Linked DNA regions of Homo sapiens: region 2 is linked to region 1. A link is a contact called in ENCODE Hi-C or POLR2A ChIA-PET data. All regions are on one chromosome and are shown on one strand. The core of a region is the stretch at or near the end of the contact, and the rest is flanking DNA. Distances in the headings are between cores, read along the strand shown. Region 1 holds the start of KIF3B (kinesin family member 3B). Region 2 overlaps POFUT1 (protein O-fucosyltransferase 1).

Evidence for each region. A loop is a pair of places that touch in the nucleus more often than their neighbours do. ChIA-PET counts read pairs that join two places held with the same protein, here RNA polymerase II (POLR2A). Pooled maps may share reads with other maps.
Region 2: a map of Right ventricle myocardium superior shows a loop between it and region 1 (2.1-fold over the local background). The contact joins the enhancer-like site here to the promoter of KIF3B in region 1. A Hi-C loop is called at or near these places in 6 of 168 maps with a recorded cell type or tissue (Caco-2, Right ventricle myocardium superior, astrocyte of the cerebellum and 3 more), 1 of 37 single-sample maps with no recorded cell type and 14 of 50 pooled maps. POLR2A ChIA-PET finds 5 or more read pairs at or near these places in 18 of 52 experiments (A549, A673, B cell and 13 more).

Annotation. Positions count from the first base shown.
Region 1 is chr20:32,275,699-32,280,065 of GRCh38, reverse strand. It overlaps KIF3B (kinesin family member 3B), which reads right to left and starts at 2,415. Exons shown (of 9, transcript NM_004798.4): 1 at 2,301-2,415. It overlaps LOC124904885 (a long non-coding RNA gene), which reads left to right and starts at 2,523. Exons shown (of 2, transcript XR_007067561.1): 1 at 2,523-2,762. RefSeq lists silencers at 2,040-2,219, 2,240-2,399 and enhancers at 2,053-2,563, 2,610-2,659.
Region 2 is chr20:32,225,531-32,229,897 of GRCh38, reverse strand. It overlaps POFUT1 (protein O-fucosyltransferase 1), which reads right to left. Exons shown (of 7, transcript NM_015352.2): 5 at 1,443-1,635. It overlaps LOC124904884 (a long non-coding RNA gene), which reads left to right. Exons shown (of 2, transcript XR_007067560.1): 2 at 939-4,367. Among named protein-coding and RNA genes, the nearest start is that of MIR1825, 10 kb to the left of the region's middle. Within about 2 kb of position 2,422, at least 6 of the 41 ENCODE cell types and tissues checked have a DNase peak (open chromatin) inside an H3K27ac peak, as active enhancers do.

The DNA of each region.
Region 1 (4,367 bases), core at 1,166-3,665:
AGGGGTTCAAAATGAACTATGAATAATTCTTCCTCACAGAGCCCCTTACCAAAAAGTCCTCTCATCATTTCAGAGGTACTGAGCATCATTTCAGAGGTAAAGTAGCACCTCTTTGCTCAGTAGCACACAGCTTGGAAGTGGCAGAGCCAAGATTTTAGTCCAGGTAGTCTGATTGCAAGCTTTTAACCACAACTGCATAACAGCACTGAAAGGGCCTTCAGTATAATCTAGCCTAGTCCCCTCATTTTAATGAGGAGGGAATGAGGGACAGAGAAGCCCTCTTTTAAAGATTCCAGCTCTCAGGCTGGGCACAGTGGCTCATGCCTGTAATCCCAGTCCTTTGGGAGGCCAAGGCAGGCGATCACCTGAGGTCGGGAGTTTGAGACCAGCCTGACCAACATGGAGAAACCCCATCTCTACTAAAAATACAAAATTAGCCGGGCATGGTGGCACATGCCTGTAATCCCAGCTACTTGGGAGGCTGAGGCAGGAGAACTGCTTGAACCAGGGAGGCGGAGGTTGCAGTGAGCTGAGATGGCACCATTGCACTCCAGCCTGGGCAACAACAGCAAAACTCCGTCTCAAAAAAAAAAAAAAAGATTCCAACTATTTTCTGAGATCCTCACTTTGGGTGGTATCTATTTAAATAAAGCTTTACCTGAGATCTTGTTTCCTTGCCTTTTAACTTCTAGCCAGTTAAAAGTAACAAAAGAATACCCCTGTGGCCTTATAATAGCAACTGTTGCAAAATCAGAGGCAACAGTGAATGGGGGATAAAATACAGGATTTACCTAGAAACACGTCCACTTCCATCACTTAATAGATACAAGATTCTTAGGCAATGACTGGGTGTGGTGGCTCACGCATGTAATCCTAGCACTTTGGGAGGCCGAGGCAGGTATATCACTTGAGGCCAGGAGTTCGAGACCAGCCAGGCCAACATGGTGAAACCTTGTCTCTACTAAAACTACAAAAATTAGTGGACGAGGTGGTGAACATCTGTAGTCCCAGCTACTCGGGAGGCTGAGGCAGGAGAATCGCTTGAACACACGAGGCGGAGGTTGCAGTGAGCTGAGATCGCGCCACTGCACTCCAGCCTGGGCAACAGACTAAGACTCTGTCTCAAAAAAAAAAAAAAAAAAAAGGATTCTTAAGCAGGTCCTTCCCTTTACTTTTCTGAACCTCAGTTTCCTCATCGGCAAAATGAGGATGACATCACCAGGCACCTGGCAAAGTCTACATAAAGATTAAATGAAATAATATGCCTGGTAAAGTGCTTCTTAATCATATGCTTGTAAATAGTTATTACTGCTTTAAGCACTTCCCAAAGGACACAAAGATGCCTTTTTTCTTCTGGAAGGGTCAACGAAGCCCAGGTAGAAAATGAGACCATGACCCCAGCTATCTACAAGGGGTTGACCTCAAAGAGTTTCCCAGGACTACTTGTAGAAGTACCTCCCTTGCTCTGAGCAGAATGGAGAAGTAAAACCGGGGTTGGGGGTTGGCATTGCAGTAGGACTACCCATATGAGCTGGCACTCTACACACCTACACCTTACCTGTCCCAAAGTCATCTCCTCCTGGAAGTCTTGCCCTCCTACCCTGGACGCCTCATAATAGCTGGTTGAGCACTTACTATGTGCCAAGCTACTTGACATACCCAGTCTCACTGATTTCCACAGTAGTCTATTACCTCATTTCACAGATAAGGAAAAGAAGACTCAGAGAAATTAACTTGCCCAGGGCCACACAGTTACTAAGTGGAAATGCCACGTCTCTAACTCGCTCAGACTTCAAACTGCCCTCTTGGTCTCCCATCTAGGGTGCCCTAAGAATTCTCCCTCTCCCCATTTAGGGCACTTTCACATACACTTCTCATTATCTTTACCACTCTGAGCAGCAATGTTAGGACCCCATTGAATAAACAGGTCAGCTAAGGCCAGGGAGGTGAAAAGACTTGCCCAAGGTCACACAGCAAGCCCAGCACAGCGCCGAGGTTCGGACCCCAGGCTCTCGCTTCCCCGCCCTCCTCCCAAACTGGGGCCCTGACCACCGCCTCAGGGCCCCCAGGTGGGCTGCGACCCAAGGTGGCCGTGTCTGGGGGTCGGGCCGCGACCCTGCCAGGGGAAGGAGGGGCAAGGCCGTCCGGACTACCAAAGGATGCCTAGGAGGCAGGGCAGAGGATGCTCCGGCTCGCGGGACAGCAAAGCCAGGCAGAGGCGCGGGCGCAGGTCGCAGGGAAAACCCCAGGCGGCCACAGGATTAGCCCTGCTCGGTGGGCGCCCGGCCCCTCCGACTCACCTGAGGCCCGAGCCGAAAGCGGGCGGCGGCGGCGGCGGCGGCGGCGGCGGCGGCGGCGGGGGCGGCGAACCCCTGGCTCAGCCATTCCCCGCTGCCCCGGATGGGGAGAGACAGTGGCCGCTCACTTCCTTAGCAACCTGGCTCGGCGACCCACTTCCTTAGCAACCGGTGTCAATTTCAATAACTTTATTGGCACACGAGCAGAGGACAGGGAAAGCCGGCTGGAGGGGTCTGGGCGGGGCTCAGGTCGGTGCTGGTGTTTAGCGGGGGCCCAACACACCTCGGTCTCCTCACCCACCTAAGCGGGGAGAGTGGCGCACAACGTGGCCTGACTCCATCCTCTGGTATCTCGTGCCTCAGTTTCCCATCTGTAAATGGAACACACGCGATTTCAGCCGCCGTTCAACCTTTCTAAAAGCTTTCACATCCATTATCTGACTGGTGTCTCAAACTGCTACTGAGGTAACTCCCATTTAGGGTGCCCCCAGTGACTCAATACGAACACCTATAGGCACCCTTGTTGTAGCTTTCCTGTCCTTCACCCAATCCAGTCAGTCACAACCGCCCCAGGCAAGGCCAGGCCACGCTCATCTCTAGCCTGCCTGAAATATCTGGTCTGTTTCCATTCTTTTGTCCAGCTCTGTCCGAACAATCCATTTTCCATAAGGTGGCCAGAGTAATTATTTAAAACAGATCATGCGGCCAGGTGCGGTGGCTCCCGCTGTAATCCCAGCACTTTGGGAGGCTGAGGCAGGTGAATCACCTGAGGTCAGGAGTTCGAGACCAGCTTGGCCAACATGGCGAAACCCCGTCTCTAATAAAAATACAAAAAATTAGCCGGGCGTGGTGGCGCATGCCTGTAGTCCCAGCTACTCGGGAGGCTGAGGCAGGAGAATCGCTTGAACCCGGGAGGCAGGGGTTGCAGTGAGAGAGATGGCACCACTGCACTCCAGCCTGGGCGACAACAGCGAAACTCCGTCTCAGATATAAAGATTAAAATAAATAAATAAATAAATAAATAAATAAAACAGATCATGCCACTTTCTGATTAATACTCGATTTAATGGAGTCTCATTGCTCTTAGAATCAAATATGAAGTCCTTATTACTTCCTGCAAAATTCGTTAAAACTCTATTCCAACCACACTGGCCTAGAAGGGCAGGTTCCAACCCCCATGGAACTTACACCTGCTGTTCCCCACTAAATAGAAACTGCATAAGAGCAGTCTTTTATTTGTTCACTCTTGTATCCACCATGCCTGGAACCAAGCTTAGTCAATAGTAGTTGCTGAACAAATATGTTTTGCTCCTTGAATAAATGAATACCTGAGATGGTCTTCTTCATCTGCCTACAACTACTTTTTGCCTGTTGTGGCAGATATTGCTACTTCCTCTCAAAAACGTTATTTCTTCCTGCTCCTGGACACACAACTAGACAGTATTTCCCAGCCTTCCTTACAGTTCAGACCAAGTTCTGGCCAATTAAATGTGATGTGTGCTATTCTCAGGCCTGGCCCATTAAAACTCCCACATAATTTGATTTACACTTTCTCTACAGTGAAGAAGTTTATTTTTAAATAAAATAATAAAGGAAATACCAAAAGAGACTGCACCCAGCCTCTTTTGGTATTTCCTGAAGCTAATAATTGCCTCATTTTTTCCCCCCTTTCATTAGCTTTCTTTGCAGATATTGTTAATTTTTTCCTATGTGGTTAATAAATTAGACAAAATAATCAGCAGTGATTTTTCCAGATGTGTAACATAACAATTCGGCTAGGCATGGTGGCTCATGCCCATAATCCCAGCACCTTGGGAGGCTGAGGCAGGCAGATCACCCTGAGGTCAGGAGTTCAAGACCAGCCTGGCCAACATGGAGAAACCACGTCTCTACTAAAAATACAAAAATCAGCCAGGAGTGGTGGCAGGCACCTGTAATCCCCACTACTTTGGAGGCTGAGGCAGGAGAATTGCTTGAACCTAGGAGGTGGAGGTTGCAGTGACCCGAAATAACCCTATTGCACTCTAGCTTGGGTGACAAGAGCAAAACTCCATCTCACAAAAACAACAA
Region 2 (4,367 bases), core at 1,173-3,672, 50 kb after region 1:
GCTGAGGTGGGAGGACCACCACCTGAGCCCAGAAGGTGGAGGATGCGGTGAACTGTGATTTTGCTTGCCACTGCACTCCAGCCTCGGCAATGGAGTGAGACTCTGTCTCAAAAAAAAAAGCATTGAAGGAGGAGGAGTTAACAGTGGTTCTTTCTGGGCGGTGGGCACAGCACAGAAAGCCTGGCATTTTGAAACAAAAATTACTTTTCTTGGTCTTACTGCATTATCTGGGACATTCACTGAATTCTGAACAGTGGCAGTACTAACGGGCAGCCTTATATGATTCCCAACTACAGTGGGAACACTTCCAATAGCTCCCCAGGAGGTATGCTATCTGCTGTGGTTTCGAGAGATAGCCTTTATCAAGTTAAGGTGGGTCCATTCTATTCCTGGTTAGTTATGAGTTTTTATCATGAACAGGTGGTGACTTTTATCAAATGCTTTCTTGGCCTCTATTGAGATGATCATATGATTTTTCTTCTTTGGGTGTTAATATAGTAAATTTGATTACATTCTTGCGATAGATTTTTACGTGTTTTGTGTTGTGTGCTAATATGTTATTGGCTTTGACCTGTTAATATTTCACTTAGGGCCTATGCATTTGTGTTCATAAGCAAGAACAGGCTATAATTTTCTGAGCTGACCTTATCTGAGTTTGGTATTAGTGTTATGCTAGCTTTATAAAAAATAGAATCTTATATCTCTTGATGTTGTAGGAAAGTATAGATGGGAATTACTATTCCTTGAATGTCTGGTTGGAGCCACTCATAAGACATCCTGGCTCTGGCTCCCTTTCTTTGTGGGGGCTGGGGGAAAGAGGAGAGTTTAGTGGGTAAATGTAAGATTACCTCATCAATTGGCTATGAGTGAATTTTAATTTTAGTATTTTTCAAGTTTTCTGCAATGAGCATTTCTAACATATCTATATATCTTCTTAGGTAAATCAAGGTGACCATCTATATTGATTCTGTTATTTTCACACAGAGGTGAAAACCTCATTGGAATACAAGGATTCTGCACATTTAAACAGCCTCCAAATTCTGTTAGGATGACATCTTCATTTCTTGGGAGCCATGCCTCATCTCCACAGTCAGTTTTTCAACACGGAGTCTACCAGCCAGACACTGAGCTAGGACAGGGGACTCCTGGACTGTGGCCTCTTTATGGCTTGCTGCCTGACCTGGGGTCTGGCTTGATCTCTCAGTTTATCCATCTGTAAAATGAGGATAAAAACAGCTGCTGCTAAAGTGAGACCTGGCTGGCAGGCACTCTGGAGTTACATTTTGATATGTGCTGCAGTGGGATGATGGGACACAATCCCACGAACCAGAACAAGTGAGAGATCTCTGCTCTGGCTGGGACGCGGGGCCGATCCCTACAGGCCAGGGCCATGCTCAGGGACACATCCAAGTTAGCCAGTGAGAGAGGAAGGGGGAAGTTACCCAGTCAGAGCCAATGCGCAGATGAATGCCCACATAGGGCCGGACAAGGTGGGCATGAATCTGGGCCTCTCCCGTCTTCACCATTTCGTCTGACCATACCATGTACTTCTGTAGTGGCCTGTGTTCCTCTAGGACGGGGAACTGGGCTGGGGCTCCTGGCAGGGCAAGCACCGGATGTTCCTTTGGAGAAAATCTAGACAGGAGATGGAATGAGGGAAGTCAGAGGACGCACAGAGAGCCTGGCTGCCACCCCCACGGGAAAAAGGATGGTGTTGCACCATGCCCCAGAGACCCTGCGGAGGGGCCCCTGCAACACGCAAGAAACACGAGAGGTTGTGAAATACCAACGGGCTGATAAGGAACCTTGGTGGCGGCGGCAACAGGCACAATATGCAATACTGTCCCGCCACATGGAATTTACAACCCTCTTTGCTTGTCGAACAATTAAAACTTTACAGGAGAGCATTCCAACCTTTTATATGTCACACTGGCTTCCAATCTGCGGTGCAGTAATTCATTCCAGGGTGGGGTGTCTGGACCAAGCCTTTGCCCTTTTACCTACATGGCAGGACTGGGACATGCAGCTGCTTACAGAAGCAACGGCCAGGTCACACTCACAGGGACTATGTATACTGGATTTGAATCATTCATTCAACATTTAAAAAACATTTATTGATTGCCTACTATGTATTGGGACCTGGAGGAAAACAAGACAGGCATAGTCCCTGCGCTATGGAAGGGAGCAGGGGTCTGCAGGTGCCCCTATCATGCCCTCCCAAGCCCCTGCTTCCCCCTCATACACAGTCCATCTCATAATTATTTCACCTCTGTCCTTGCTGTGGGAAGGCAGTGCTCCAGTATGCGCAGAATAGTGTCTGGCACACCCAAGAGCTTGGTAAATATTTTTCTTTTCTTTTTCTTTTTTGAGATAGGATCTTGCTGTCACCCAGGTGTCACCCAGGCTGGAGGGCAGTGGCGTGATCTCGGCTCACTGCAATCTCCGCCTCCAGGCTCAAGGCAAGACCTTCCCATCTCAGCCTCCTGAGTAGCTGGGACTACAGATAAGTGCCACCAGGCCCAGCTAATTTTTTACATTTTTTTTGTAGAGACGGGGTTTCGCCATGTTGCCCAGGCTGGTCTCGAACTCCTGGACTCAAGTGATCTGCCTACTTAGGCCTCCCAGTGTTGGGATTACAGGTGTGGGCCACCGCGCCCGGTCAATACTTCTTGACTGAACAAATGAGGAGCAAACCTGTGTTCCCTCTTCAGCTAAACCCAGACTACCTCTCAGCAGCACGAAACCCCTTGCTGTTCCATGTTCACAATGCACTTTCAAGTTCTAGATCTCTGTATACTTCTTCCCTCCAGCTGGAGGGGGGAAGTGCCTTCTGCCAGCCAAAATCCTTTCCTTAAAAGTATGAAATGGGAACAGCCATTCTGGAAAACAGTTTGGCAGTTAGGCATGCAGTTACATGACCCAGCAATTGTACTCTTAGGCATTTATTCAAGAAAAATGAAAACTTATGTTCACACAAGCCTATACACCAATGTCCCTTGCAGCTTTATTCATAAAATAGCCCCCAACTGGAAACAACCCAGACGTCACTCACAAGTAAACAGTTAAACAAACTGCTGTACCTCTGTATCATGGAATATGAACCCCACCAAAAAAAGGAACACAGTATCAATACAGGCAACAATTTGGATGATGTCAAGGGAATTATCCTTGGGTCAGGGAGGGTGGGCAATCTCAAAGGTTATGTATTGTATGGTTCCATTTATATAAACATTTTAAAACAATAGCATGGAGAAGAGATTAGTAGTTGGCAGAGGTTAGGAATGGGGTGTATATGTTTAGGGAGGTGGGTGTGGTTATAAACTGGCAACACAAGGATCCTTGTGATAATGGAACTGTTCAGTGTATTAACTATAGTAGTGGATACATAAACCCACACACGATAAAACTGCACAGAAATACACACACACACACACACACACACACAGGCATGCACTCACACACTCAGAAGTAAGTACAAGAAAACTGAGTAAGATGGGTAAATTGTATCAATGTCAATATCCTGGTTGTGATACTGTACTATAGTTTTGCAAAATGTTACCATTGGGGGAAATTGGGTAAAGGGTACATGGGAGGTTGCTGTCTTATTTCTTACAACTGCATGTAAATGTACAATGACCTCAATGAAAATTTCAAATAAAAACTATGAAATATTTCAAACCATCCAGGCAAATACAGAAAATAATTTAATAATTTATATACCCATGACCCAAATCAGCAGAAACTAACTTTGCTTTGTTTCAGGTTTAAAAACAAAACAAAACAAACAAAACAAAAAACACACACCTAAATACAAGCTCATCCTGCCATCATCCTTCCCAGAGGGTAATGTGTTTTAATGTATGATTGCACTTTTACTATAGACATCAAAAAGGAGGGGAGTGTTCTTCTGCGTGCTTTCTATGGAGTGGAATGATGAAGATTGTAGGTTAAGCCAGAATGCTTTGTTCCAATGTTGACTATGCCACTAGCTAACTTGGGCAGGTGACTTTACCACTCTGTGCCTTAGCTCCTCATCCACATAATAGAGATAACAGTTCCCACATCATAAAGCTGTTTTTTTGTTGTTGTTTTTGTTTTTTTTCAATTGTGGTTGGGTGTGGTGGCCACTTCTGTAATCCCAGCACTTTGGGAGGCTGAGGTGGGCAGATCACTTGAGCCCAGGAGTTCAAGACCAGCCTGGGGCAACATGGCAACACCCCATCTATCCAAAAATATCAAAAAATTAGCCAAGTGTTGTGGTGTGTGCCTGTGGTCTCAGCTACCTAGGAGGCTACATGGGAAAATCGCTTGAGCCTGGAAGGTTGAGGCTGCAGTCAGCCATGATCGTGCCACTGCACTCCAGCCAG